Regions from separate parts of the Mus musculus genome. Here region 2 is linked to region 1. A link is a loop called in an ENCODE intact Hi-C map of the cell type or tissue named here. Cell type or tissue: heart. All regions are shown on one strand. Each heading gives the region's core, and the rest is flanking DNA. Links, peaks and the distances in the headings are about the cores only. Region 1 holds the start of Itpkb (inositol 1,4,5-trisphosphate 3-kinase B). Region 2 holds the start of Gm39712 (a long non-coding RNA gene).

The links. Peaks named below come from ENCODE experiments on the same cell type or tissue, not always from the same donor. Only the 100,000 strongest peaks of a DNase experiment are listed, where the experiment ranks them.
Region 2: it touches region 1 in a loop (6-fold over the local background); 19 of 42 quality-filtered maps call a loop at or near these places.

What each region holds. Positions count from the first base shown.
Region 1 is chr1:180,320,129-180,335,612 of GRCm38, forward strand. Itpkb (inositol 1,4,5-trisphosphate 3-kinase B) reads left to right here and starts at 10,348. Exons shown (of 8, transcript NM_001081175.1): 1 at 10,348-10,651; 2 at 11,984-14,102. The coding sequence starts at 12,183. It also overlaps the pseudogene Gm5069. In heart, for the core only: a CTCF peak has its summit at 9,000; a DNase peak (open chromatin) is centred at 9,393; H3K4me3 peaks cover 976 bases; H3K27ac peaks cover 1,319 bases.
Region 2 is chr1:180,397,544-180,413,027 of GRCm38, forward strand. Itpkb (inositol 1,4,5-trisphosphate 3-kinase B) reads left to right here. Exons shown (of 8, transcript NM_001081175.1): 3 at 15,131-15,230. It overlaps Gm39712 (a long non-coding RNA gene), which reads right to left and starts at 10,870. Exons shown (of 5, transcript XR_003948302.1): 1 at 7,442-10,870; 2 at 7,165-7,349; 3 at 5,994-6,418; 4 at 5,743-5,905; 5 at 1,914-5,244. In heart, for the core only: no CTCF peak of the experiment used is centred there; DNase peaks (open chromatin) are centred at 7,318, 8,268, 9,008 and 9,256; H3K4me3 peaks cover 173 bases; H3K27ac peaks cover 2,013 bases.

The DNA of each region.
Region 1 (15,484 bases), core at 7,660-10,159:
CTCCTATTCTCCCCAGCTCATTCGCCGTTAGCATCTTTATTGATGGATCAAGAACCAATTGGTGAACAGGACCTTAGCATCAGAACCACCCCCTACACTAAAGCATAATCCTGACCAGACCTTTCAGCAGGGGTATTTAAATGTGTAAACTCACCGTGAGATTTACAAAGCGGGACCTCGCTTGTCTGCATTCATCTCTTCTAGTCCAGCTGTTTCTAGACAGTGAAGAGGTGATATATTTATTATCCCACCCCCAAAGAATGGTTGTCCCCAGGTTGTGGGTCTCTGTGTTTGACTTGCAACAAGTCAACCCACCTATGTAACCTGTTGCTCAGATGTTTGAGAAAGTCAATTGGAAACGAGGTAACTGTATCAATGTCCGCATGGAAATGGAGCATCCCCATAATTACCTTGGGTTTCACTGCAGGAATATTTCCAATCAGCTTGAGTTTCCCTTGCTGGTACCACAGAGCCCCCTTCAGGGTCCCTTCCCAGGTGATTGTACTTGGTGTCAAGTCTACAGTCAAAATAACCATCACACTTGGTTACTAGCTGCTGTTACTGGGACACAGTGGAACCTTTAGAAGGAGGGGGTCTAGTCCGAAGAAGGTAGGACCCTACTGCCTTAATCCTTTGCTCCCTGGCTACCCTAGACGAATGGCCTCTCTCACATCCGTGTTACCTGTCTCGAACTGCACCACATCAGGCTCAGAGCCACAGCGCCAAGAGATGGTGGACAGAAATTCTGAACCAGAACAAACCTTTGTTTTTATAAGTTGACTAACTCAGGTATTTAGTCACAACGACGGGAAGCTGACTAATACAACCAGAAAATACCCACTGAAAGAGAAGCTCATAGGAAACCCATTTGTAGGCAAGGCAGACATCGGCCCTTCAGCAAGTACTTAAGTACCTTCTCTATCCTAGGCATTGCAGATGCAAATGGCATGAGGTATCAAACCGAAGACAAAGAGAGCTGCCGAATGCCAGGGGTGCCTTTAGTAAATAGTGAGTATGTGGATGAATAAAGAATGAGCTATTATGATGGAGGGTGTGTGCAGAAAGGCATCTCGCTAGGAATGGGGGCAGAGCAGGGGAAGTGAATGCTCTCTTCCTTATATCAACCTGGAAGCATAAAGTTCACTGCTTGCTTGTGCCTTCCTGCATTCTGTCACCTGTCACAATGGCAGAGGGCAGCAAGCCTGTGTGTGCATAAGCATGTGTGTTTAGGTAAATGTTTTTCTGTGAGGGCACATGTGTGTGTGCATACATGCCTGTGTACATGTACACACAGAGGCCAAAGTGGACCCTTGGGTTGGCTGGAACAGAGCTGCTATCAGCCAGCACCCAAGAATGGACACAGGGCTATGTGAGGCCTCACAGGTCTGGGATCTGGGATTCCACCAGCTCATGGGTGTGACTTTCTGTCTTTCTCTCTCCATGGTTTGCACCCGGCAGTTTCTTTCCACTCAACACATCGGTTCCAGGTTCTCTTGTCTCTCCGTATTGCCTTTGTTCACTCTTGGCCTTTCCCCTAGAGCCCTCTCTCACTCAGGCCTCATGGGCCCCAGTGTTCCTCACTGGGTCTCCATGGCAAGGATTCTGAAGTTCCATTAGAAGAATCCAACTCTACTTCTGGTGTTTTCATGCCAAGGTACCAGCCAGCCTGGGGATGGCATTCTTGTTCACCACAGCCTAGCCAATCATGGCTCAGAATGGTGCAGTAGTACAGAGCATCTCCATGCAGGGAGCCTGGCCCACACGTACTCTTGGCAGAGCTTGTGGGCTGCCCACTGGCGTCTTTGATGGAGCTATATGCGCCTGGATATGTGCATAACTGTCTGGGGCTTGTAACGTGTTGGCGTTTCTGACGAGAGAACAGAGAGGAATGGCTAGACAGGCTCACAGGTCACCTCCTTCGACCCGTGCTGTCCATCTGGAGGTAAGACAGTGTCAGCCAAGCTGGGTGTGGTGGCACACGCCTTTAATCCCAGCACTTGGGAGGCAGAGGCAGGCAGATTTCTGAATTCGAGGCCAGCCTGGTCTACCAAGTGAGTTCCAGGACAGCCAGGGCTACACAGAGAAACCCTGTCTCGAAAAACCAAAAACCAAAAAAAAACAACAACAAAAAAAAAAAGACAGTATCAGCCTGAGAACAGAAGTCCTTGAGAGCCTTGCTGTACCTGAGGCAGGCTTTATGCTAGCATTAACTCTTGGATCTTTTTTAGAACTTGGGGCTAGCAGTTGAAGGTCTACTCTTTAAGAAAACATAACGTCTGGAGTATTTAACACACACTGTTTCATAGATCTTCATAAGAATGCTCAGAAGTTGGGCTGGAGAGATGGCTTAGAGGTTAAGAGCACCGGCTGCTCTTCCAGAGGTACTGAGTTCAGTTCCCAGCAACCACAATGGTGGCTCACAACCATCTTTAATGGGATCTGATGCCCTAAAATAAATAAATAAGTAAGTAAGTAAATAAATAAATAAATAAATCTCTGAGAGAGAGAAAGAGAGAGAGAGAGAGAGAGAGAGAGAGAGAGAGAATGCTCGGGAGCAGGATTATAACTCGTGCCGTTTTGACAGACCTTAAAGCTGAGTTCTGGTTTCTTGCCAGGGATACACAACTAGACCAAGGAGATGGTATCCTCTGTGGGAGCTCTGCCCCTTTCTACCTGCTCAGCACTGACTGAAAAGTGGGCCTGGTATGTTCTGGATGTGCTGGGCCCCCATTAGTCTGGAGGGCAGAGGCTGTATTCTCTGTATGGACCCATGGGCCTGACACACAGTTCGCACGCAACAGTGGATCACCCAAATGAATGCTTTCTTGCTGTCTCCAGATCAAGAGGGGAAGTGACTAGGGACAGGACTGAGAGAAAGGACAGAGCAAAGCTGCTCTGATGCTTCTGGCCCAGACCTGGGAGTCCATGGGGTGACCTCCCTCAGGGACAGAGCTTGGCCTTAGTCATGCCTTGGGCCCATGAGGTTTTGAAAAGCAAGGTCTGTGGAGCAAGGGAAAGGCAGAGGAGACCTTTGCCCTAGCCATGCATGGTTGTGGAACATGCTTCCTGCTCCCAGCAGCTGGCAAGCCAGTGATTTCCCTGGTGTGCTTGATCCTTGGTTCTTCTGCACCGCCACTGATGGCTTGATTAGGTTTTGTTTCTCAACATAACAAGCATGTATAGACCTAGTCAGTGTGGAGCTAAAAGTCTAAGAGTGGAGAGGTAATTAAACTAGGGTCCTAGCCTTTGAAAAACCCTGGTAGAGGACAAAGATAGAGGCATCAACTGTTATATGTAGTGTCACAAATAACAGACTTACATATGAAGTGAAATACTGACGTGGTGTTAGTCCAGGGAATACAGTAAAAATATCAACAAATGACTCAACAGTCGTGATGGCTAATCTCGGTTGTCAACTTGGCACACTGAGAAGAAAAAACTTTCCTTTATTAGACTGGCCTGTGGGCATGTGTGTGAGGCATTTTCTTGATTGCTAATGGAGGGAGGCGGGCCCAGCCCACTATGGGCATTACCATCCCCTAGAGAGATGAGCGTAAAAAGTAATAATTCTTTTTTCCCCTCCTAGCCCATGCTCCTGGAATGATGACTCTGAGACTAATTATTTATAAATAAATGCCAAGGCCATAAGCTTTGACTCATTCTCCAGCCAGCTCAGACAATTCTGCGTCTTCCACACAGTTAGTTACCTCTCCACAGCTTCATGCCTCCAAGTCCAGGGACCAGTCTCCTCTTTATTCTATACTGAGTTCAGCTGCTTGGTTTATGTCTGTTTCCTCAGCGTTCCAGGGTGAATCTCCTCGATTCTAACCTGAATTCATCAACTTGCTGGTTAGTTACCTCTCCTTCAGTCCCGGCCTCCTCTGTCTCAACACTCTCCTAGCCGTCTGATTTCTTTCAGTCAGCTTAGATGTTTAAAGCTTTCTGCATGTTGTGATGGTCAAGAGTCCACAGTTCTCCCTCATGAGCAGTGTTCCAGGGTACAAGCAACAGCCAGCCAGCTCATACCCATTCGCTTCTATATAGATAATACATTTTTTTCTCAATTCAAATAAAGCTGCTATGCATATTTTTGCATATGTATTTTATGTATGTATGTGTGTGTATGTATGTATGTATGTATGTATGTTGGTACGTATTTATTTTACCAGTCCTGGAGAGTGAGCCCAGAGCCTTTCACCTGCTAGGCAAGCGCTACTACACTGAATTGTGTTCCTTGGACACTTTTCTTGTTTTCAGTAACACTTAAAGGTCATTGTTCTTCTGTGTGTATGCTCTTTGTTTTGTTTATGGCAGTGACTCACCACGTAGCCCAGGCTGGCCTTGAATTCCCTCTGCCTTCTGCTCTCTGAGATTATAACTGTGTACCACATGCCCACTTCTGTGTGAACACAGCCCGAGTTCAGGTCTGCAGCACCTGCATACATAGCCAGGAGTACTGGCTTGAACCTTTAATTCTAGCATTGGAGGTGGGAGCTATGGAAGGTGGATCAGTGAAACTCACTGACCAGTCAGGCTAGCCATACCAGGGTAGTGAGAGACCTTGTCTGAAAAAAAAATAAGAAAGGAAGAAAGAAAGGTCTCTATTGACGCTTGACCTCCAAACGCACATGTGTACATCTATCCATCCATAACTACATACTACACACACACACACACACACACACACACACACACACACACACACACACACATGCACGCACACAGAAAGAGAGATTGTTTACCCAAAATCTCAGGGACTTTTCTGCTTTTCTTTTTGAGACAAGATCTCATGTATAAGAGGCTGGCCTTGAACTTGCTATGTAGTAGAGTGTGAGCTTGAATTTCTGACCCTGCTACCTCCACCTCCAGTGTAGTGCATTGCAGCTGCAAACCACCACCTCTAGTTTATGTGGCTCCAGAGTTCAAACCCAGCTTGTGACTGCTAGGCACTTTACCAGCCGAGCCAATCTCCTGTGTGTTCTTGTGAAAGTTTCATGTTTTTACATTTAAGGATCTTTTTTTTTTCCATTTTATTATATGTGTATGAGTGTTTTGCTTGAGTGCACGTGTGTTCACACATGTGCAGTGCCTGTGGAGGTCAGAGAGGGGTTTGGATTCTGTGGGACTGGACTTACAGACGGTTGTGAGTCACCATGTGGTACTGGTCATTGAACCCAGGTCCTCTGGAAGAGCAGCCAGTGCTCCTAACAGCTGAGCCATCTCTCCAGCCCTGGGTTTTAAAGTAACTCTTGACAACAGGTGATGTTAGTTTTTCTATTTTCTTCTTTGTCAAAGCTATTTTGTCTCTTCTAAATTCTTGTGTTTCCCTATGACGCTTATGAAATAAAAATACAAAACAAAAAACTACTGGGATATTTTGCTTACATTGCATCTGTTAGTAAATTTGAGAGGAACTGGCATCAAGAATACTGAGTTGAGGAGAAGAGATGGTTCAGCTAACTACTGGCTGAGCACCGACTGCTCTTCCAGAGGTCATGAGTTCAAATCCCAGCAACCACATGGTGGCTCACAACCATCTGTAATGGGATCTGATGCCCTCTTCTGGTGTGTCTGAAGACAGCAACAGTACACTCATATACATAAAATAAATAAATCTTCAAAAAAGAGAGAGAGAGAAAGAATATTGAGTCCTCTAATCTATGAACATGGTCCATCTTTCAGTTTTTTCAGGTCTTTTTTTTTTTTTTTTTCTTAGCACTGTTCTGTGTTTTTTGCCTCCAGGTCGTATGCATGCGTCTTCATGTGTACCCCTAAGTATTTAACAGCGTTCATCGCTCTTACTTCTCTCAGCCTCACTGCTGTGGTGTGGTCACATGGTCAAGTCCTAACTTCAGTACCTCAGAATGAGATTACAAGAGAAAGGTGGATCTTTTAAACAGTAATTAGGGTTAAAGTAGGTATGGTGGTTTGAATATGCTTGGCCCACGCAGTGGGGCCAATAGATGTGGCCTTGCCAAAGTAGGTGTGTCACTCTGGGCGTGGCCTTTGAGACCCTCATCCTAGCCACCTGGAAGCCAGTCTTCTTGAGCTGTAGAACTCTCAGCTCCTTAATCTCACACTTCTACCCTCAAGAACTATGCGAAAATAAATCTCTGTCGTTTCAACTAGCCAGGCTATGGCTCTTTCTTAGTAACAATAGAAATATAACACATTTCCTAAATTTAGTTATATTTCTGGTGGTTTTTTTATAAATTCCACTAGATTTCTTTCTCTGCCGACACACATCTTGTGTTCAAACAATAGTTTTACTTCTTTCACCCTAAAGGTCTTTTATTTCTTTTTCTTGTGTGACAACACTGACCAGGACATCAAGGGTGTCACATAGTTCAAACTGGCTTTGCATTTGCAGTGTATTTGAAATGGGACTGTTGGGATTATAGGCACATGGTGCCTCACTGAGCCTTCCAAGTACAACGTTGAACAAGAGTGATAATCAGGGACGCCTAACCCATTACAGTAGAGTACATCTGCCCATCCTTCATTGTTAGAGGATGATGTCAGCTAAAGATTTTACACCACCACTCTTTATACATATTAATTTTATAGCATCAATCCCATCCCAAAAGCGAGCAAATTGGGGAGGGTCCCAGAAAAGTTAGGGAGTAACTAGTTGTAAAGAACTGGCATAAGGAGAGTAGCAACAAGCATAGAGCCTGTGAGTGATCCACACAGCACTGATCAAGCTTTGCCAGCTGTGGTACCAGGGTGCACGTGTTGATCAAATGCCACGCCTCTTTGGATTTTTTTTTCTTTTTTGGAGCCTTCTTTACCTCCCCATATGCCCTCCCTTCCCCAACACCGCATTAAAACCAAGGAGAGGTGGGTGCAGCGAACTTTATTGATGGTATTCAAGAGAGTAGGAAGGGCTCCCTAGGCTCATCCTGTTACTATGAGGGTCTGGGGTGGAAATTGTGAGGGAGATGCTCAATGTTGGGGCCAAGTTGGGATAGGGACTCCTCACCAACTGAAGGCCTCTCTCTTGCTCTCAGTGTCCTTGCTCGGGTGGGTTATCCAGGGTTTCTTACTCCTTGGAGGCCATGTAGGCCATGAGGTCCACCACCCTGTTGCTGTAGCCATATTCATTGTCATACCAGGAAATGAGCTTGACAAAGTTGTCATTGAGAGCAATGCCAGCCCCGGCATCGAAGGTGGAAGAGTGGGAGTTGCTGTTGAAGTCACAGGAGGCAACCTGGTCCTCAGTGTAGCCCAGGATGCCCTTCTGTGGGCCCTCAGATGCCTGCTTCACCACCTTCTTGATGTCATCATACTTGGCAGGTTTCTCCAGGCGGCATGTCAGATCCACGATGGACACATTGGGGTTAGGAACACGGAAGGCCATGCCAGTGAGCTTCCCGTTCAGCTCTGGGATGACTTTGCCCACAGCCTTGGCAGCACCAGTGGATGCAGGGATGATGTTCTGGGTAGCCCCACGACCATCACGCCACAGCTTTCCAGAGGGGCCATCCACAGTCTTCTGGGTGGCAGTGATGGCATGGACTGTGGTCATGAGCCCTTCTACAATGCCAAAGTTGTCATGGATGACCTTGGCCAGGGGGGCTAAGCAATTGGTGGTGCAGGATGCATTGCTGACAATCTTGAGTGAGTTGTCATATTTCTCGTGGTTCACACCCATCACAAACATGGGAGCATCGGCAGAACGGACGGAGATGATGACCCTTTTGGCTCCACCCTTCAAGTGGGCCCCCGCCTTCTCCATGGTGGTGAAGACACCAGTAGACTCCACGACATACTCAGCACTGGCCTCATCCCATTTGATGTTGGGGGGAGGGCAGTCTCGCTCCTGGAAGATGGTGATGGGCTTCCCGTTGATGACAAGCTTCCCATTTTCAGCCTTGACTGTGCCGTTGAATTTACTGTGGGTGGAGTCATACTGGAACATGTAGACCATGTAGTCGAGGTCAATGAAGGGGTCGTTGATGGCAACAATCTCCACTTTGCCATGTAGAGAGCAGATGGCAACCCTCGTGACCAGGCGCCCAATATGGCCAAATCCGTTCACACCGGCCTTCACCATTTTGTCTACGGGACGAGGCTGGCACTGCACAAGAAGATGCACTGTCTCTGGAACAGGGAGGAGCAGAGAGCTGCCTCTTTGAATTTTAATTTCTAGTGTAAATGAAGCCTGTAACAACGCCTACCTGACAGTGTTGTTATAAGGTTGACAATATGCAAATTGTTTTTCTCTTGTGTGTGTGTGTGTGTGTGTGTGTGTGTGTGTGTGTGTGTGCGTGTGTTAGAGGTAAGGAGGGATTGCTGAGACAGGATCTCAGATAGCCTAAGATGCTTTCAAACTCTTGATGTAGCTAATAGTGACTTTGAACTTCTCATCCTCCTGCCTCCACCACTACAGTGCTGGATTACAGGTTCGTGTCACTAGGCCAACAAGCCTGGCTTGTGCGGTGCTGAGGACCAATCACAGGGCATGGTGCATGTTAGGAAGGCATTCTGTTACCCATACTATGTCCTTAGTCCTGTATACATATTCAAAATGTGCCTAAACCAGTGTCTGGAAATAGCAAACACTACGTCGAAGTGTTAACTTTTGCTTTACGTTGTGGGAGCCAGCTAGATTCTATGGTAGGATATAAAGCCTGCTGTGCTGACTTCCAATCTGGGGACTTAAACCCTGCCAAACCCTCTCAGTGTCATGGTTAGGACTATCGTCTTGTCTCCCTTACATCCAAGCCAGAAGTTCCATCTCCATGTCCTGTCTGACAGCAGCTGACTGGCCAAGGATTACTCAGAGACTAAGGGCATGTTCCAGCAGCCTTCATTTCTCACTAGGGAAGGTTGACTGACTCACCTACAAGAGACAATAGCAACTAGGAACAGCTTCTCAGGGGCCGGCAAGGTAGAGATTTGTGGGAGCTTTGCTAGGCTCTTCAGTTGCTTCTACTGAGGCATTTATCACCTCTCAGATTAGACTTCATAGCTTGAGTAACTCCTCTTCTTGCCACTAGGGACCAAAGGAGGGAGTCTAGATAGAGGTGGCTTCTTTGTCTCACGGTAATACTAGAACACACACAGGACAGGCATCTTTATTCAGCCCCATTGAGGGTGAGAGGGAAACCAGATTCAAGCCTTCCAGGGTATGTTAAAAAAAATAAAAAATAAAACAAAAACAAAACAAAACAAAACCAGAAAGGACTTGTCCGATTCCAGGAATTCTTGGCTGGAAGGGCTCTTGGTTTCAAATTTGCTTGAGTCTTTTCCTGACCAAGCTGCAGGTTGCTTTGCTCACTTCAACGGTATTGTTACATAAACAAGTAAGCTGTCTGCTTGCTACAGGCGGTCAGGTTTTCCATCCGAGGTTTGGCTAATCAGGATATATGGGCGGATACAAGCTTAGGATTCTTAAATCTCCTAAACCTCGCAGCTGTGTTCCCTGTTTCCACTAAACGCTAGAGTTTAAGATTTAGGGAATTATGCAAAACAGGCTTGCAGTGCCGGGTGGGGCTTAAGTGTGTGTGTATGGGGGCAGGGAGTGTCCCCCGCCCTCCAGTGTTGCCTGGTGCCCCCCCCCCTTTATTTGAGGGTAGAGTAGAACCCTTGAAAACGCAGGAGTAAATTCACAGGAGACTGAGCAAGTGGTTGAAGACATTGATCGGGCCTCAGCCCCAGGACTATGCTTTTTCTTAAAATAACTTTTTGAGAGTTGAGTGCAAAAATACGCGAACAGCACAGCCTCTGTGTGCGTTTATAGATAACTGCTTAATGCAGAGCTCCTTCACACATCTAGCCTACAAGACACTCAGCAGCTCACAGTCCAACCAGTCTTCCAAAATTCTACCATGGTGCATTAAAACCTAAAACTGTGCAAGGAAATGCCCTGCAATATATGCAATATACCTTGTAAAAAGTTGCCTATTGTAGTACAAGTACACCCTCTGCTTAGGCAGAATATTACCCCTCTTTCGATGCTAGAAAAATCCCCCCCCCAGCAGCTTTGTTTAGCACACTCAAAATTTTATTAAAAACAGTTTTCAAACGTAGCTTCATAAAACTAGACACCAGCAAACCTTGGTCGAGGGATGGAAAATAAATCGTATATCTTTAACCCGCAGAAGTTAAAGTCTTTTTTTTTTTTTTTTTTTTTTTTGTTAGCTAACAATGGAAACTTTTTTTTTAAGTGTTTCCCTCCCTCGGTTTGCCAAGCAATAGAAAAAAAAAAAAAAAAGAAGAAAAGAAAAACTTGTTCCGCTGAGTTCAACCCCAGACAGGCTCACAACTTCCTTCCTGCTTTCCTCCCCCAAGCCCCCGCCTCTCTGCCTCCTCCCTCAACCCCCAACTTTTTTTTTTTTTTTTAAATCTTACATTGAACAAACACTGAAGTAGCAGGGAGCAGACGCTGACAGCGGTAGTGTCTCCAACCAAGCACAGAGCAACGCAGGGTCGGCCTGGCGGTGTCCCCTCCGGGATCGCCTAGTCCCTGCGCCGGTACATTCAGCTTCGTTGCACCCCACTTTTTCCGTCTTCCATAAGTTGTTGCGGAAACCCTTTGGGAGCTTTTTTATTTTTTTAAAAAAACTTTAAGCCACTTGGTCTGTACGAGCCCGGAGTCCCCGGGGCATGTCGCCTGCACGGGACCTGGAAGTCTGAGCAATTGCAGGTAAGCGTGGCGGCTCCTTCCTGGCCCTCGTCTCTGAACCCTCTTTCCGCTCCATCTGTGCTGGGGTTCCTCTGGGTGTTCCGGGGTCCGAGCACAGCACGGAGGTGAGGGCTAGAACGACGGAGAAGGGAGGCTGATTTGGGACGGTAGCGTGGCGTGGCCTTGGGGGCAGAGGAGGCGATTCGACTTTCCCATCGCCTTCCGGGCCGCTGCGCCGCCACCACCTCCCCGGCGCGCTGCGGGCGTCTGGGGCTCGGCTTGCCCGGCGGCTCCCCTGGCGCCAGGCGAGGCTGCCCGGGATGCGCGAGGCCCTGCCCTCGGCCGGCCGCGCTGCTCCGGGGCTTAGCTTGCGGGACCCCGAAGGGCTGCAAATTCTCAGGCCTGCACAATTAGAAGGCCTCCGGGCTGCAACTGTGCAAGCAAGCCCAGAGTTCCTCCGAGGGGTGTGGGTCCCGGAGGGGGCAGCTGGGTCCTCGCTAACAGGATGCGCGCAGGGCTGAGTAGCTGCGGACATGCATCCCCTCTCCCAAACACACACACACACACACACACACACACACACACACACACACTCGCTGCAGGGTCTGAGGGGACAGTAGGGAGCCACCAGGATTGATTCCAGTGCTGGATACTGCAGAGTTTGCTCCCTGGCGCGCACGCGTGCCCACATTCACAAAACACACTTGTTTGGAGACAGACAGACATCAAGGCTAGTGCTGAAAAGTGCCTGGACTGCCCCACCCCCACCCACCCCCGCGCTCTTCCCGGCCTTTCATAGGCCGAGAGGCATAGCCCCAGACCAGGATCAGAAAGAAAACGGTGGGCACACAAGTCCCCTTCCAGGTCTCGGCTCCAGCAGCGGTTTGGGGAAGGCAGGTCCGGGTCAGGTTCCCTGTGACTTGGCCTCTGATGTCCTGAGAGGGTGGAGCAGGGTTGCCTGTCATCCTCGATAGCCGGTGTTTGCTCTGGCCAAGGAAACCTGGCCAGTCTCGAGGAGGGAACCAGCGAGTTGCACCTCCTCCCTCGGCCATCCGCGTGGCTACCGAGACTAATTTCAGAATTTGGGATTCTAGGTGTTCTTGGAGTGTATCACAAGCTGGGGGAGGTGGACCACCGCCGGAAAATACCAATAGAGGCCATATCGAGGCGGCCCGGCTTGCCTCCTCACTGAGCATCACAACTCCTGTAGGCTAGACATCCAGGGGCACCCCGTCCCCAGCAGATTGGGGTCCCGGGGCTCCCTTTGCTCTCTGCTTTCTGCGGGTGGGCTCTCTCCACCCCACCCCCTTGATGCCTTCGGGAATTCTGACTTTTCTCCTTGTGTCTCCACAGCCGCGAAATCGTTTATGGAGCTTGGGGCGGGGGCCGAGCCCGCGATTTTGCCCTGTGCCCGCCGCCTAGGCCATGCTGCTCCATCAGCGCGCAGAGCTACGGCCGCCGGGCCTCCGGGACTAAGCCGAGAGCCGCGGGAGGAGGAGGCGCCGGCGGTGGAGCGGGACGGAGAGCCGCGGCGGCGGGCGGACCCTGTACTATGGCTGTGTACTGCTATGCCCTCAATAGCCTGGTGATCATGAACAGCACCAACGAGCTCAAGAGTGGCGGCCCCCGGCCCAGCGGCAGCGAGACGCCCCAGCCCTCCGGGAGGGCCGCGCTGAGTCCCGGCAGCGTCTTCAGCCCTGGGAGAGGCGCTTCCTTTCTCTTCCCCCCAGCAGAGTCGCTGTCCCTGGAGGAGCCCGGGAGTCCTGGGGGCTGGCGCAGCGGCCGGCGCAGGCTGAATAGTAGCAGCGGTAGCGGAGGTGGCAGCAGCAGCAGCAACAGCAGCAGCAGCAGTGGCGTGGGCAGTCCCAGTTGGGCTGGCCGCCTGCGAGGGGACGCGCAGCAGGTGGTGGCGGCCCGCATCCTCTCCCCACCTGGGCCAGAGGAGGCCCAGAGGAAGCTGCGGATTCTGCAGCGCGAGTTGCAAAATGTGCAGGTGAACCAGAAAGTGGGCATGTTCGAGGCGCAAATCCAGGCACAGAGCTCTGCCATTCAAGCGCCCCGAAGCCCGCGTTTGGGTAGGGCTCGTTCGCCCTCCCCGTGTCCCTTCCGAAGTAGCAGCCAGCCCCCCGAAAGGGTCTTGGCTCCGTGTTCTCCAAGTGAGGAACGCAGAACAAAGTCCTGGGGAGAACAATGTACAGAAACCCCAGATACCAACTCTGGAAGGAGAAGCAGACTCAGCACACACCCCTCGAAGGACAAGGAGGGAGTGGCCCCTCTTTTAGGCCCAGCCAGCCCGACCAGGTTAGGGACTCAGAGTCCATCTACTTCCGTGAGAATGGAAAGAGGTACCCCGGCCAGTCCCCGCTGTGGCTCACCCACACCCATGGAAACTGACAAGAGGGTTGCTCCCTCACTGGAGCGCTTTGGAACTAGCTTAACGTTGGCTACTAAAGTGGCAGCTTCAGCCGCATCCGCTGGACCACACCCTGGACATGATTCTGCCCTCATGGAGACAGGCTGTGAGCTCGGGGGCATGCGCCCCTGGGAGGCCCAGATGGAGAGACGGGGGCAGTTTCTGGGCAAGGAGACCGGCTCAACCCCAGAGCCTGTCCGGACCCACATGAGAGAACCCCCTGGAAGGGTGGGAAGAGGAATTCATTCTGTTGGTGGGCAGGGCTCCTGGACACCTGAAGTCATCAAAAGACCAGAAGAGAGGGCTGTGACTGCCCAAAGCTCAGAGCCCTCAGAGGACCCCAGATGGTCTAGACTGCCTGTAGACCTGGATTCCGTAGGACCTGAGAAGGGAGGAAATAGGATCCCAGGGATGCGAGGGCCCCAGCAGACCCTGGACAGTGAGAGAGAAGGCTCTCCAGCACTGGGCTTGCTTGGGGGCAGCCAGGCAGCACAGCCAGGGGCTAGGGGTGTGGAGGAAGACGTTCATTATGGCCGAATGCTGGAACCTTTACCACCTGGGGAAGTAACAACAAAATTGAAAGAACCCCAGTGCCTCCCTGGGGACAGGATGGGAATGCAGCCTGAGAGTTCCATAGTTTGGCCCAGTGCCTTGGAGGAAGCTCCCCTGATCTGGACACGTGACACGGGGGTACAGTCGAAGGGGACTTGGGGAAGCCAGCTGCCAGACGGAGATGCTCACCCTAGCTGCCAAGAGATGCCCCCAGACCAGAAGGACAAGGCCTCCTTAAAAGAGGCCTGCAGCCCCAGCAACATCCCAGCCATCCCTGCAGTCATCATTACAGATATGGGTGCTCAGGAGGATGGAGGGCTAGAGGAGATCCAAGGAAGCCCTCGGGGTCCCCTGCCTCTGAGGAAGCTGTCCTCCTCCTCAGCCTCCTCCACTGGCTTCTCCTCTTCTTACGATGACTCGGAGGAGGACATCTCCAGTGACCCTGAGCGCACGCTGGACCCCAACTCAGCCTTTTTGCATACCCTGGACCAGCAGAAGCCCAGAGTGGTAAGTGTTGCCTCGCAAGCAGACCTTGGATGCTCCGTGCATCATCCTGGTTTTCTTACTTTTTTGCTGAGCGGGAAAGACCCTGAGCAGGGCTCTGGTAAAGTCATAATATCTCTCTATAGGTGGTTTTGTTGTGGGCATGGTCTACCAAGCACTCTGAAGACTGGGCAGTGAGTTTAAGTTGTTCTTACGGTACATGTCTTTAAAAAATGGGTCTGAAGGAACATAAGGTTCGTGTATGTCAACTATAATAAACCTTCCTAATTTCTAAAGCTGGTGAGCAGAGATGCGTTGCTTTGACTTGATGGAGTGAAACACTTCATTTCATGGTTTATTCAGGCTGACAAAGATATCTATTGGCTTAACTCAGCCTCTACTCCTAGGCAGGAATGTGAGTGGTATGATCCTGTGACAGGCCCCTGACCTCTGCAGATGTGGTTGTATGGCTGATCTACGGTTTGAGCAACTATTGAGATTCACACGTAAGTTAGGCAGCAGTTGGCTGTATCAGTGTCAGTCAACGTAACTAATATGCAGTGTGACGTGCGAGATAAATGGAAAAGTATCGTTTGAGCCAAGTAGATCCTTTCTTTTGTAGCTTCATTTGACTTGAGTTGTCTGAGTTAGGCACATGGTGTCTCCTTAAGAGTGTAAGTTGGGACAGGTCCATTTCTGGTACATGTCTACATGTATGTTCATTACACTAATGCTTGGTCTGTTTGAGGCAGTGGCAGATGCTCGTTCCTACTGTGTGGTTGATCTCATTTTTGAGCTGAGGTCAGTCTCTTTCAGAAGGTAATTGTTGAAGCTAGCTCTTCTAAAATGGGATGGCCTTTCTCTTGCCTCTCCATGGAGGATGGGGAGTTTCCTTACCTGGCATGCAAGAGGTTGTAGGGCTTCCTTGTGGGGAAAGCAACATGGTATTTTAGTGGGTAGCCTTCTGGTTTCATCTTGAATGTGAGATTCCACCCATTTGTACCCCAATAACTTTCTCCATCCTTCCTGGCTGTATTACAGTTCCACTCAACACTAAGAAATTTTGGACTCTAAAACACAGTCCTTTCCAGCTTCCATTTCAGAAAACATGGTCTAGTTTTGAAGAGCAGCAATCTCTTTCTCTGTTTTCTGCTGGTAGTCTAGAAAGACAAATGTGTTTGCAAACAGGAGTCCTAATCAGTCATTTGGGGGCCAGGACAGGGCTCCAGGCACCTTGCACCTGCTGCCAGTATTATCACCTTTAGAAAAAGGGCAGACGGGCAGGCGGGCAGTCTGCCTCAGGGGACAGTGGTCACAGGGCAGCTGGGAAATGCATCTTTTTAAAGGTGAGGCTCAATTTCTCTGCCCTCTGCCCAGCAGTTACTCGTAAGTAAGAGAGGGTCTTC
Region 2 (15,484 bases), core at 7,040-9,539, 77 kb after region 1:
CTGTGGATCATGATGGTCATTAGTATTCTCTGAGGGGGGCAAGGTCTCAGTGTGACACCCTGGCTGGCCTGCAGCTCACTGTCTAGACCAGGCTGTCTTCAAACACAGAGGTCTACCTGCTTAAAGGTATGTGGCACACACCTGGCTTCTGTTGCCTTATTAATAAGTCAGTTTAGATTCCAACTAACTCAGAAAGGAAAGCTGGCAGCTTATTTGCATGCAGTAGGATAGAATATAAGAAGAGAAGTCAGACCAAAAGGGTCAGAGAGTTTACTGAGATCGGTGTAAAATCACAGTGCATAAATGTTTACTTAGTATCAATGGCTGTGTTTCTTTGAAGCCATTTAAAGCCCATCCTTTTGGGGGCAGGGCCCGTAGAGCACATCTCTAACATACGTAAATAACCCTAGCAGTGAACCGCAGCACTGCAAAAAGAAACAAAGTATTTTACCACTTAGCCTCCTCTGCACCCCACCAGCCTAATAGTATAGCAACAACTTTCATGTAGCTTTTTAGTCTTCAGAGTAGAGGACCAAATAATCAATTAGTTCACTGATCAACTAAATCCTGTGCGGATGTACCTCCAGAGTTATTTAATCATTTCTCCATTGTTGGATGCTGGGTTATTTTCAATACTATTGTTACTAGAAACAATGGCTTCATTAACATTTTTGTGTTTGTAACTTTTTCCGTATTTTAGAGTGCTTCCTTAAGTAGATTTCCAGAGGTTAAAAAAAAAGTAAATGAAAGGTTGAGACATTTTTAGAGCCCTAGAAACATATTCCTGAGCTGTGTTTCCAGAAGATCGCGTGCCTTTTGGGAGCATGTCTCAATAGTGTGTCGGTCCGGGTTCCATTGTACAGCTCATCTTTATTATGTTTTTTTTTTAACTTTTGATAGTTTGATAGACAAGTGACATATTGCTTTCATTGTATACATACATATATGTATATATGTTGGGTTATACGTACACAGGTTGTCTGTTGGCATCTTGAAGTCTTGCTTGAGTCCTTTACATACAAAGCCTGTTACATCTTCAATCATGCTGTGGTTTATAAAAGGTTTTCTCCAACTTATTTGACTCATGCTTTTGACACGTGGGCAATTTTACCTTGTGTGTAGTGAAGTTCCCAGCCATTTCCTGTGTCATTTACTTAAAGACAGTAGTCCAAGTTGTTTGGCATGCTGGCCCAGCCTTAGGAGATTTGAGCTTAGCTGTCAGAAAGCGTCCTCTTTTCCCCAGAAGCCAGTGGTGTTTCTAGCATATATACCTCCAGACATATATTTTTTAAAAAATAACAAAACCAGCAACTCATTATTTCTGTAATGACAAAAATTATCTTCAGCAATTAATGAACCAATTATACTAGGAAAGAAATACAGAGAGTAAAGCCTATGCTAATTAATTTTGTGTATATGATCATGCATATTTTAAAAATTCAGAGTAATTAATGGTTTAAACTCTTGCTAATTACATTATCCTTATTTTGGAAACTGGGAAACATTCTACTTATGGAGTGGTTTGTAGCAGACACAAAAGAAACGTTATAGTTTCTGGGTTTGAGACTTCTACAAACTTAATCAGATTTCACAAAAATGGCTCTTCTGTGTGTATTGTTGATCTTGCTTTTCTCTGAGTTAGTCAATCACACTTTCCATTCATATTCATTTCAAAAAGGGTGTTTTTTTTTTCACTCAAAGCAACAGACACCTGACTGCATGAGAAAAATGTAACCTAAAGTCACACACACACACACACACACACACACACACACACACACACACAGACTCATTACAGTTGAATTCTAGAAGTCATGGTGCCTTCCTTGTCTTTAGTTCATCAGGATTATTTATCAAATGTGCTATTGACTTGTTTGTTTGTGGTGTGTGTGTATGTGTGTGTGTGTGTACCACTGTGTGTAGAAATTGTGATGTGATGTGATATGATGTGGTGTGGTGTGTGTGTGTGTGTGTGTGTGTGTGTGTACACCACTGAGTACATGTGTGGAAGTTGAAGTTGGGATGTCTTTCCCGTTTGCTTTTCCGCCTTAGTCTTTGAGAGAGAATCTCAGTGACTCTGGGGCACGCTGTTTTGGCTGGGCTGACTGACTGACTGACTGACCCCTGAGCTCTGGGTGTCCACCCTGTCTCTTGGCCTGTGCTTCCGCCCTCAGCTTTTACATGGGGCCTAGAGATCCAAACTCAGGTTCTCCTACACACATCACGAACACTTTAGCTCCTTTCCCAGCCTCTGTTATCATGCTTTAAACACAAGCTAAAGCCCTGAGTGGTTGCCTCAAACGGTAAGATGGAGGGGATGGGGCTCCATTTCCATGCTTTTACAATTCCAGACCCAACTTCTAGACTGGGCATGAAGCTCAGGGACATGCAATCACCCGAAGCTTGGGGACAAGCCAGCCCACAGTGAGCTCTGCTGAAAGAGATGTGGGGTGCTCCTTCCATGTGTGTCTAGGTCTTGCTTTACAACCAGAGTTCTCTGAACAAGCACCTGTGTCGACTATGATACTTGTGAGAGGCAGGCGGTATCTCTCTGTGTATTTGACACTTATGTGCGGTATTGAAAGTCTAGGGCCAGCCGTGCATAGCTCGGTTGTAGAGCATGAGCCACGCAGCGCTAGCTTTGCTCATGCTTTCTCTAAGCCCGAAGCCCACCTTCTTCTGCCTTCCCTCTGCCCCTTGTGCTGCTTTCCTCTCTTGGCTCTTAAAGATGCAGAAACTCCATCTTTCCCAAAAAAACTTCCTTTATTTCCCCCCTCCCAAAGCAATGCCCCCTTATCTGTGCCTTCCTCTTTATAAAGCTGGTTGGCATCCTTGTCATGTTCCATTATCAGGCCTGTGCTCATCTACTCTGGGCTTCATACTCCCTGGGCTTAAGCCTGAAGCCAGAACACAGTGGGGCACCATAGTGGATCTATGTGGTATTGGTTGTATCAGGTAAAACAGAGCAAAGGGAGGGAGGGAAGGAGGGAGGGAGGGGCGATAACAAGCCGGAGCCCCTGGTCCCAGGACAAAGGGAGATAGCAAGGCTGTCACTGCCAGAAAGGGGCTAGCTGGACAAGGGGAGAGCCTGGTCAGACCGGCTTGTTCTCACTCAGTCTGGATCTTTCTAAAACCCCATAAAGGAAGCTAGTTCAGGCTAAGAGTAGAGAGCATGGGTGAGTGTCTGCCCAGGTCCTGATGCAGAGCTGTGACTCTAGAAGTAAGCTCCTATCCAGCCTGGGATACCTTTCTGTCTAGCTCTTTTTGTCCTAATGTTCATCTTACATCTGGAAGAGCATTGTGGATCTGCTTTTCTCATTTGCCTGGCCCTGGCCATCCCTGCCCTGGGTCTATGGGAGAAAATAGCCCAGCCTTGATGTCGACAGCCAGGAACAAACAGCATTGAGGTCATAGAATACAGATAGATAGTTGATTGGGGCCAGCGACTTCCAGATTAACTATAGGATAGCAATCTTGGCTTTTGTCCACCTCTACCTCTAGGGGCTAGGCTGGTGTCTTAATCTCTGTTTCCATGTGACCATCTCATGCCAGGACTTAAAGGCTCCTCCTCTGGTTCTTAGTTCCCAGGAACACAAGAAGCATCATTCTGGTCTAGGAATCTCAGTTTGCTTCCTGCCAGACTCCTTCAGAACTGGTTATAGATACTGAACAGGATTCCCTTTTTGCCTTCTCAGCCAGGAGCCAGGTCTTGGAGGCTCGTGCTACTTAGTTCTGCATTCATCCATTAGCTCTCAACTCTGGGAAGGAAGTGTGTTACCAGGGCCTGGGGTCCTGCCCTCCGGAACTGTTGCTATAGGAAATGATGCTCATAATAAAACCAGACCTGAATGAGCTCTAAGCAGGTGACAAAGGGATTGTGGACTGTGTGTGATATGTAAATCTTGCAAGGAGAAGCCATTTACCGGGGTGGCTCAGAGGGAAATGGGCAGGACCTGGGAAGGTGAAAGTGGACAGGTTGAGGGGCACCATTTAAACAGTAAATCACTGTCCTCCAAGTGACATAGGTTATTGCCACCAGACGGGCTGCCCCAGAACCAGCAATATGGCACATCTGGGCAAACACCAGTAGGCCAGTTTTGCAGAGAGAGAGGACATGGAGGATGGGAACTCAGGAGAGTCCCCAGGCAGAGCTTGGTCTCTGTTTGCGAGGGTTTGACGAAGCTGGGCTTTGTGTAAGAGAGAGGAGCGTATGGAATGAGTGGGATCCGGTGTCCTTGGCCCTAGGCCTAGGAAAGCAGTGTGAACTGGGTACCCAATCCAGGCACCAGGTGTACTTGGCAAGATCCAAAACCTCAGCTCTACTTTCTACCTTCCTGGGTGACGTCACCTCTGAGGCTTCCGGTGTGTTTGTTCCCCTGTCCTCACCCTAGTTACTAATCCAATCCAAGAGGCTGGCTCTGTGTGTGTCTTAGTCTCTGTACCCATGTGACCACACGTCACCCAGCTGGTAGAGTGGTACTCAGTTCCTCAAACCCTTCTCTTGCTTTTCTTCCTTATCCTCTCTATAGAATATGAGCCATGCATGTCAATCATTTTCTTCTCTTTACAGACGGAGAAAGAGACAACTCTGTGTTTGAGGTCTGGGTCTTTGGGCTTTCTTTGGCGCGTTTATAGTTGGTCGCCTGTTAATGTAGATACTGTCATGGGCCAGGCTGGTGGTGATAGGTTAAAATTTGACCCCCATCCCAAGCTGCCACTATTCAATCCCAGGCTGCCAGGACTGCAGACTCAGTGTGTCAAAGAAGCATTGGACTTTTGTTTGAAATCTCATTTACAATTTTTGGCAACTGATTTAGAAAAAAGTGGTGGGGGCGGGGGTGGGGCTATAGCTGAACCAAGTTAAGTCTGATGGTCACTGGGAGGGAAGCTCTGTCCCATGTCACCTGGTCACTGGTCACTAATAGGGTCTCCTTCTGGGTCTTTGAGCAAGCATGGAGAGGGTGTCTGTTTCTCTGGCCTTTGTGTTAGGGAAAAGGAAAGAGCTAAGCTTGGGGAAAGGGAAGCGGAAGCGGCTTGTGGGTGCTCTGTGCATCCAGCCCAGCTGCCCCGTTCCCAGAGCACATACTTTCCGTTTTCCTCGTCGCTCATCCTGAATTCTGGAATCTTCTGGTAGTTAGTTTATCCACTCGCTTCCTTTTTCCGAAGATTGAAATGACGACTGCTTGAAACTATTTTCCTCTGGTTGGGTTTTTCCTTGGTGACCTCACTCAGAGACAGATGTGCCTAATAATAACAACATCAAAAGTTAAGGAGAATAAATCAACCAGCTGGTCTGTTCCCTAGAAGAGATGCTGCAGTTCCTAAATATGGGCTGTCCCCAGAGACATTGAGGGGGCCCAGCTTACCCAACAGGGCTCTCGTCACTGCGGGAGGATGGAGGTCCTGGGACACTTTGTTCACCCTCTGCCATTCTCAGGCTCCAAGGGTTCAGAAGATGCTCCACCCCCACCCTGGGACAAGCAGCCTTCCCAGACAGACAGCAGGTGGACATCTACAAGGACATCCCTCTCCCTAGGTCCTCAAAGGCAGTATGCATTTCAGCCCTGCCTCCGGGAACTGGGCCTGCACCCAGTCTGCAAAGAAGGTCTTTGGGTTGAGATCCTTAGCTTGGAGGATCCTCGGCTCCGGTGTCATTCCTTGGCCTCTGCCATTCTCAGAGTTTCATTCCCCTACCCAGTGAGAAAGAGCTGTGATAGTCTACGAGAATCGAGAATCGGGAACCTTCTGTAAGCGTCGCAGATGAGAAGGGGACTCTTGTGTGCACCAAGTACTCTGTCTCCCTCTGGGTAGTGACACATAGGAGTGTTGCCGCCGTGTTTATTGGTTTCGTTCTCTGATGGTCTTGAGATGCTTGGTGGAGTCTCAACAAACAAAGGTTAAGTCCCTGTAACCAAAGGCAAAAAGTGAAGGAACCACTGAGTGCCCCTGCTCTATTGAGTGGGAAACCCCACTCCCCACTTCCGTGGACATACAGGCTGCCAGGGTGACGGGTTGAGCATGATTCCAGTTCTGTCACCTTGGGGACACTAGCAGAGGTAGAATATGTCCCTGTTTGCAACCTCTGAAAGAGAGAGGCAAGTATGCTATCTCTGGGATGGCCCCGTGGGATCCTCATACCGCAGCGTAGAACGGGCTAAGTAAGAGCCCACTGCCACCACCGGGGGCCCCACGGTGACAGATACAGGAGGACCAGTGATGAGTCAGACTATTTATGAAAGTCACACATCCTCATAGACGTCAGGATGACCCTGGCCTCAAGTTCTGAGGGTGACGAATCTTGCTCGTACTTGGGGGTTCACTGGTGTGCCTTTTTGGCAACCCGTTTCCTGTGCCTCGCCTCCAGCGGTCTGCACGTGAACAGGAGCATGGCCGCTGAACTCTCAAGACCGGGAACAGCCTGTCAGAAGAGGGAAACTGGGTGACTCACGGCCCAGTCGGGAGCTGCAAGTCAGCTTCTGCCAGGACGGGGCTGCAGAAGTGTCTTCAGAAGGCGGAAAGGGTTTCTGGTGCTCAGGAGGTCTGCACTGTGTTACAGAGTGCCCTTAGCCACGAGCAACTCAGCGCTACCTCTCAGAAATATGAATTGCTCCAGTGTGCCTTGCTTGGAAATAATTTTCTAAATATAGCTGTGGGATCCGCCTGTAAGCCCTTCCTCAAAAGTTTCCTTGTTAGAAATTCCTGAGGTGGGAGTTCCCTGCGCTCAGCCCTGTCCCTTCTGTGTGTCCACCTGTGTCCATGGCATTTGCACTAGGAGCCTGGAACTTCTCTGCCTCCGTGGCTCTGAGCGTGAGTGCTACAGAGGCCGTTTCAGAAGCAACTTTCCTTCTGCAAGCTGCTTGTGAAAGGGGGGCAAAGGTGACCTTTGAGCTCCTTCTGCTTTCTGTGGCGAACTTCCTTTCAGATGCCTGGCTTTCTAAAATGTCATCTTCCAGCCAGGAAAAAGCAGTGTGTGTGTGTGTGTGTGTGTGTGTGTGTGTGTGTGTGTGTGTGCGCGCGCGCGCGCGCGCCTTCTGCCTCAGGAACAACAGAGCAGAGGTGCTCACAGTAACCCTCCCCAGGGCGCCCTGGCTTGGGATGGGACTAGAAGGCCTCTGGTGGCCTCTCTGCTAGACTCGTGGATCTGACTATCCTGTGAAGACTCACAGATGCTCAGAAATGGCTCAGGTGATTCTTCTGGCAGAGAATCTGACTGGTCCTCTTTGTCTCTGTCATCCTGGAAAGGTGGGATTCAGGCTGAGGGCCAGGGTGGAGGAAGAGGGTGTCAGGTCCTGCTGTTGACCAAGCTGCCCTTCCTCAGCATCATCTCCTGCAGGCTTGTGCTGTTGGGGCTGAGAGAGCAGACAGAACTTGGAAGAGGTTCAGTGTTTCTGACTGTAGCAAGCCTCGCCCAAGCAAAGTTGGATTTAACTTTGAGAACAACCTGTTGTCATCGTCAGCTGGTGGTGTTGGCCGAGTGGTATTTCCATGTCACAAGGATGGAGAAAACTGAAGCTCAGAGAGGTTTGGTATCCTGCCCAGGACCTTCAGGCAGGACTAACAGGAGCCGAGCTCAAGTTCATCTGGCTATAAAGTCACATGTTACAAATGACAAAGGAGATAGCCTAGCTGAATGATGCAGACCTGGGACTCTCAACAGGCTTTCTCCTTACCATCTCTAGCACCTTCGGCAAATTGTCTAATCTCTGTGTGTCTCAGTGTTCACATCTGTAAAATGGGATCATGAGAGCACCTCCATGACAAGTTAGCATACATTCACTGTACCTATCAAATGCTTAGCACTGCATCTACCTGTCCAAAGTCCTTAGTACACAAGCTGGTTACCACTGTTTCCATGTGCTGGGGCTCTGCCCTACCTACCCTGCAGTCCCTCAGGCGGAGGAGGAGGAACTGAGCACTCTGGCCCCTAACTCTGTAAAGTTCTCCTTAGGCAGTGTGTTGGGAGTGGCCCCCTCACCCATCTTGTCTGAGAGATAATCCCTAAGACTGAGTGCTGGGCCGATTGTCTGCTGCCCAGAGAGGGCCCTCAGTAAATTTCCATCTACCAGAAACTCAACCTTGTTTTTTTGCATTTACCAAAGTAAAAATAAAATCTCTGGGGAGACAGGGAGGGAGGGGGCCTGGGGAGGGTTGTGGGACAGCCGCAGTGCCTGGCTCTCTTTCCCAGACAAAGCTAAATGTCCCCTGTTCTCTGCCTTTTTCCATGAGGAAGTGTCCAGGAGAGGCCCACCCCACCCCCCTCGGCTCTTCCTGGTGGCCACTCCCAGCTTCCGACTATTGTTACCTCCCTCTCAGCCTTGTGAGTTGGAGGGAGGCTGAGGCGGGCCAGCTCCTGGTGCAGGCATGGGCTCTGTGTGGTCAGGCATTTCCCCATCTGCCACCTCCTCCTCCTCCTCCTCCTCCTCCTCCTCCTCCTCCTCTTCCTCCTCCTCCTCTTCACTGCTGTCATTTTTAGTTCTGGAAGGAGGAGAGAAGCCAAGCGGTGACCTTCACATCAGAGACAGCGATTGCTGGGCCACCTGGCAGGGAAACCCAGGAACATGAAGGGCACCTCAGCTCTCGGGCAGTAAAAACAAAGACTGGTTTGCAGGGATGGCAGTCCCCTTTGGCAGCAGCTCAGGAAAGTCAGGCTTGGGGGAGAAGAATTACCTGAAGCAAGGTCTCTAGTGCAAGATCTTTCTTTGCTGTGGTCCCTAGAGTCCCAGCTACATGCGATGGCTGTCCGTGAAAACATCCAAAGTCCCAGAGCAAGAGGGAAAGAGAAGAAAGTAGCCCAGACCCCAGACCTTTCCAGTCACGAGTGTTTTGGATAAGGGAGATAGACAGATGAGGGACAGGAAGATGGCATGTCCTGCAGGGTCTCAGGCACACAGAGAGTGGGGTGTGAAGTGAGTGGGGGAGGGGAGTATCCACAGTGGCCCCGAGGCTATGCTGGGACCCTCTTTCTCTGTGGGTGTTTAGGGAGCCACGGTGGCACTCCACGGCGGCAGGCCTGTCCTTGCCAGCTGTGTCCAGGGCCTTTCTCCAGGGTTCTGGCTGATAAGAGGAAGAGCGGTTTGTGGAGCATCCCGGGGAACAGTCTGGATACAGCCTTTGGTGTAGCAACTGAGCCTTAAGTTACAACAGAAAAAAAAAAAAAGGCAGCTAGGCAGGCCGGACCTTCTGGGGAGCCACACAAAAAAAGGCTTTCTGTCTGCCCAAAAGGTGCTGCTTAGGAGAATGGTGACAGACAGCTACCCCCTCAGCAAGGCGATGCCTTCCATGCCTGAGCAATCAGGGGTTGGTCCTGATGAAGAACAACCATCCTGGATCTCCTGTTCCAGGCCGGCAACAGATTCTGAAGGAGATACAGAGTATCCCTCTCCCAACAATAACATTGACCTAGACGCCTAACTTCTTCTCCTGATGGGTCACAAACAGCCAAACCACAGGGACACTAAAAATGCTCTGTAAGATCACCTTGGGGCTATGTGGATGCCGGGTGGATTGAAACAAGGAGTTTCACGTGTAGACTTGGGTCCAGTCTTTAAAAGCTACAACATGGTGTGTGTGCACACACTCTAAGACCTGGAAAAAAGTCTAAAGCATTTCTGGCCCCAGATATTTCGCATAAGGCGCGCTCAGCCTTCCTGGACTCACCTGTGTGTGCCTCAGCTCTCTTCCTAATCCCACCCTGCTCAGGCGATTCTTTAAAAAACGGCTCCAGGCTGCCCCCTGGTGGGCACAAAGCAAGGGCTGGGTGGGAAGGCGGGGCAAAACAAAAGAGGTTTCTTCGACAGGTTTGAAAGTCTTGCTTGTTAAAGGAGGAGGTGGTCAGTCTCGAGTACAGCCTTGCTTTTAGGTGTAGCTACCGGCCTTACCAATGGTGGGACTTTCTTTCTCAGGCCTTCTGTCCTCTCGGAGCGCAACACGCTGACCTTTGTGGCAGGCACGGTTTCTAAGCAGGCTCCAGGAAGGGGCATTGAGTGCCCTACCTGCCTGGGCCTGCACCACACCGCCCTCCCGGGGCCTCTGCCAGAAGAGCACAATGAACAAAGTTGGCCACAAGGCCTGGGAGAAGCACCAGGCTTTTCCCCAGAGAGGGCGGGCACCGATCACTAGGGAAACCCTAGCTGCTTTTATGGAAAGACCAAAAGAAAAAGAAGCTAAGAAGAAGGCATTTTTTTCCCAAACATGGTGAACGCAATGACTTTGTCCGACTTTTGCAAGAGGGAGCAGAAGGTCTAACCCAGAGTGAGCCCTTTCCTGTCCACTTTTTGTCCAGTGTGCCTTCCCCAAGTGTGTGTCAGCCAGGACCTTCTGGGAAAAGCCTGGGACTCAGAGGGAGGGGAGGGCAGGTCTCTTCAGGCCTCCCCCATCTGAAAGGTCAGTCTTGTGACAAAGTGACAAAGTGTTCGCTGTCTATGTGAGGCTGTTTTATAGCTAAGGGAGAGACGAGAGGGGCCCTGGGCATCCTGTTGGCTGAAACAAAATCTTCAGAATTAAATGGCAGAGAGCTGGAAGCCGTGCAACTTGGAGCAACACTAATGCCTCTGAACAAAATGGAAATAAGTATGTCAGCGCTGTGAGGCTCCATTGACGACAGCACCATACCTAGCAACGCCACAGACACTGAACCTCTGATTTGCCTGAGATTTCCCTGTGCGGGCACACGAACCTCGCGCATGCTCAGTCCAGCATTAGCCTGACAGGCTTTTAGGATCGTCGAAGGACAGTGATATTTCACAGTTACTTCCCCCTCATCACTCTTACCCTAGAAAGGGGGGAGCAGGAGAGAGGGGGTTTTTTTTCTTTAAAACTATCTAAAAATAAAAGCAGAGTTATCAAATCATTGAAATAAGAGAGAGTGCTGGAAGGAAAGTAGTAAGTTGGAGGAACGGGTCTGGCGGAAAGGGACTTTCCCAGAGTCTAGCCTCTTCGTGGAGTTGATTTTGTTGGCCCACAAAATATGTGCCCCCACCCCTCTCTAGGTGATGTCAGCCATTTGGGAATCTGCTTTCATAGAGTGGCTGGACCAATGGTTCTCAACCTGTGGGTCTCAACCCCCTTGGAAGGAGTTGAAAGACCTTTTTGCAGGGGTCACCTAAGACCATCCTGCATATCAGACATTTACGTTATAATTCATAACAGCAAAGTTAGAGTTATGAAGCAGCAACAAAAAAATAATTGTATGGTTGGGGATCGCCACCGCATGAGGAACTGTATTAAAAGGTCATATGAGGAAGGTTGAGAGCCACTGGTGTAGACAGAAGCAGGTGAAGCCCCTGGGCTCCTGGGGCTCCCACTATGTGGTCAGGACCTAGCACGGTGGCCCTGGAGGTGGTGCTTCATAAATAACCAATCACACGCTGGCTCAGCTCATGGCCACCCCACTTGCCCTCTGGCCCTTTGGAAATGCCTGGTGGATTATCGCCAGCACTCTGTCTGGAGGGAAACTAAAACAAACAAAAAGAATCAGAAGTCAAGACAAAGTGAGTATTTATGGCTCGCCTGAACTTGGCCATGTGCGGAGCAGAGCACGTGGTGGGAGGTTGGTCTGTATCACCGGGGATTCCACAGGCCCTCAGGGGACCCAGTTATAGGACCCGGTTTAACCGCAGTGAGACCTGGAAGAACAGTGGCTCCTTCTCACCCCAAAGCTTGGTGGCTCTAAGCTCCATCAGTCTGTTGCTGTAGGATCTAGGGAGTGTTTAGATATTTGGCCTCAGGAGACAGCATATTTCTTCCATTGTTCACTCATGGGGTGGTGAGTCCTGAACCTGCAGAGGCTCCATCAAGCAGGTGCTGGAAGGAGGGCAGGCTGGCAGTCAAGGATCCACCAGGGACTGCAGTGGCTCTCTCCAGGAGATCTGTCCTGCGGTAACCCATGTTGTGTCAAGCCTGAAGCCAGAGGCTCTTGACAGCCATGGTGAACCTTGCAGCAGAGGCCATACCTGCTTGGCCTTGGAAAGGTCATACTAGGCTACCCTCCCTGCCTGGACATTCCTACCACATTTGAAACAAGGGGCCCTTCAATTCCATTTTGTGCCAGGCCCTTGCTGATAACTACTGCACTGTGAAAGTAGGAAAGAGGCCCTTGTCCCCACACCCTGCCTCCTCTCATCCCTGATCCTGTCATTCCTCTTCCAACCACTTTGCAGAAGACACAAGCCATGACTCCTTCCTCTTTGTTTAAGTCACTACATCCCTGTAAAATATCTGTAGATGCCCGAAGGGAAAGGCCACCAGAGAGTGGCATGCCCTGGAAACTGTCCACCTCCCCCGAAGCCTACACAAACACAGAGTCAGACCCTACCGAGGCTTCCTCCCATGGGCAGAGCCAGGGCAGAGGTGTGCCCTCCGAACAGTGGGTCATTTCTACTGAAAGACAAGGGTGCTAAGGTAGGGAGTGGCATGTCCCCAGGGGGCCTTGTGTCCTGGGAATAGAAGCTCAAGTTTCTTCTGAGGCAGCAGCTCATGGGGAAAAGGAAAAGGAAAAGGTGGGTCAGGCTATGGCTGCCCTGAGCTCCAAGCTGCTCCCCCACCTCCTGCTGGCAGATCTGGTGGCCCGTGGTTTAGCATGGCATGGAACTGCCCTGCTGGTAGCACTTGCTCTCTGTTTCTCTGTCTCTGTCTCTCTGTCTCTCTCTCTCTCTCTCTCCCTCCCTCCCTTCCAGATACCTCAGGTGCAAAGAAGGTTGGTGTTGTGTGCCTTCTGTGTTATTTTCTTTGTTTGTTTTATTTTCCCTCTTCCCACCTCAAATCCCTCTCCCACACTCTGGCTATTTTAGCAAAGCCAGGTCCGGTGCAAGCTGTGAGGCTGCCCAAAGTCGCTTCAGCAGCTTCGGCAATTTCAAATCTCGGTGGCTTTCAACAGCTCTTGTGCATCTTAGGGTTTTAAAAACCACATTCCCCAACGTGACTTTTCTCTGATCCTTTGATCCAAATTTAGCCAGATGAGTCAGGAGGACCCTCCCATCCCTTGCACAACCCCAAGGTCTAGCTGAGTGAGAAATGATCTTACCTGTGTGTGGACGCAGAACAAGGCTGGACCAAGGCTGGTTTGATTGAGGATGTCAATCCAGGGATTGGTTCAGCTCATCACTTAAGGCACTGCCTGGAGGCTTTGCCCGTGACTTGTTAGTTGGCTTAAGCAACTGCCTTGAAGTTAGAGTGGAAGCCCTGAGTCCCCAGCAGTCCCTGCATCCTCCCTCTTTCTGGTGGACACAGCTTTATTAGTGGTGCTCTCCTTACTGTCCACAGGGAGCTTCCGTGTACATTACACACACACAAATCCCTCCAGAGCCCACAAGCACATGCCAGCTCTGATTCCACCCAGCAGAGTATAAGCTTTGTGTCACCTGGTGACCGTGCTGGAAGGGTCCCAGCCCCAGTACAGGCATCATCAAGGTTTGGTGGCAACTAGAGGCATGTTACAATGGCTCTGGGCTCCCCAGCTAAGGGAACAGCCAGAACACCCCAAAAGCCAGAGCCCTGGCTGCTCAGGGAGATGTCTCCTTTGTGTTTGTCGCCCGTCCCCAAAACTAGCTATCAAACACCTAGACAAGAGCAGCCATGGAAGGGGCCCTCTCCGTGGACAGATGCAGAAGTTAGATTGCAGGTTCTCATTGTGCTCTGGTCTGACCAGCAGGGGAGAGAATGAACTAGAAGAGCAGCGGTCTTCAGACTTCCTAACACTGCCGCCCTTCCATACAGCTCCCCATGTTGTAGTGACCCCTAACCATAAAATTATTTTTTTGCTACCTCATATCTGTGATTTTGCTACTGTAATGAATCATAATGTAAATATCAGTGTTTCCTGGTTGTCTTGGGCACCGCCTGTGAAAGGGTCATTTGACCCCAAAGGAGTCGCTGCTCCCAGGTTGCTGGACTAGGGGCAAAGACTTGCTGAAGCTGGTATGCTTCATCTGTAAAACAGATTAAAATGTTCCTGTCACCGTCAGGCTTTGAAGGTCGTCGGCACAGGCCACAGGACCCCAGCCTGTCACAAGCACTTATACAGCAAACACTGTGCTGGCTGCAGCTGGTGCCTGTGTTGGCATGGCTGCTGACATGAGTTCTGCCATCCACTACTTGGTGGTGTGAGTGTGTGTGTGTGTGTGTGTGTGTGTGTGTTTTAGGGGTTTCCCACTGTATCATTTGAGCTAGACTCAAACTTTTGAGCTCTTGTGACCCTTCTGAGTAGATGGGAGTAAAGGTGTGTGCCCCCCCCCCACCTGGTACTCAGCAGTCACAGGTGTGTGCCCCCCCCACCTGGTACTCAGCAGTCACAGGTGTGTGCCCTCCCCACCTGGTACTCAGCAGTCACAGGTGTGTGCCTCCCCACCTGATACTCAGCAGTCACAGGTGTGTGCCCTCCCCACCTGGTACTCAGCAGTCACATGTATGTGACTCCCCACCTGGTACTCAGCAGTGACAGGTGTGTGCCCTCCCCACCTGATACTCAGCAGTCACAGGTGTGTGCCCTCCCACCTGGTACTCAGCAGTGACATGTGTGTGCCCTCCCCACCTGGTACTCAGCAGTCACAGGTGTGTGCCCCCACACACACCTGATACTCAGCAGTCACAGGTGTGTGCCCTCCCCACCTGGTACTCAGCAGTCACAGGTGTGTGCCTCCCCACCTGATACTCAGCAGTCACAGGTGTGTGCCCCCCCCCCACCTGATACTCAGCAGTCACAGATGTGTGCCCTCCCCACCCGGTACTCAGCAGTCACAGGTGTGTGACTCCCCACCTGATACTCAGCAGTCACAGGTGTGTACCCCCCCCCACCTGGTACTCAGCAGTGACAGGTATGTGCCCTCCTCACCTGGTACTCAACAGTCACAGGTGTGTGCCCTCCCTACCTGGTACTCAGCAGTCACAGGTGTGTGCCCTCCCACCTGATACTCAGCAGTTATCTATAAATGGCCTTTCTGTGGAGTGCTTCCTCATTAATGCTCATTTACCATAACATCTACAAATAAAATGTGCGGCAACACCTTGCTGCTGGGTGACAGTGACCCCTCTAGACTGAGATCACTTGCTTTGGTACAAAAGGTCATTTTCCTTGTGAGCTTGTTTGAACTGGTTTATGTCTGTCACTCAGAGTGCTCTGTTTGCTGTCTTCCAGAGCAAGTCATGGAGAAAGATAAAGAACATGGTGCAGTGGTCCCCCTTTGTCATGTCCTTCAAGAAGAAGTACCCCTGGATCCAGCTGGCAGGACATGCAGGTAGTACACTCTGTTCTCCTAGAGAGGTACCAGGTGAATGTGGGTGGATGCTCCAGGAGAGGGCAGCCCTGGAACAGACCCTGGCAGAAGGTGTTATCCTTACACTGCCTGTAAGTGCCTGTAGACAGTTGTCCTTTCCAAAGTTCTTGACACATTATCCCCAAGACTACACCTACCCCAGCCCCAGCCCAACCTCACTTCCAGTCTCATCGATAAAACTTCTTTATCGATCAGTTCTTTATAACTTGTTTGCC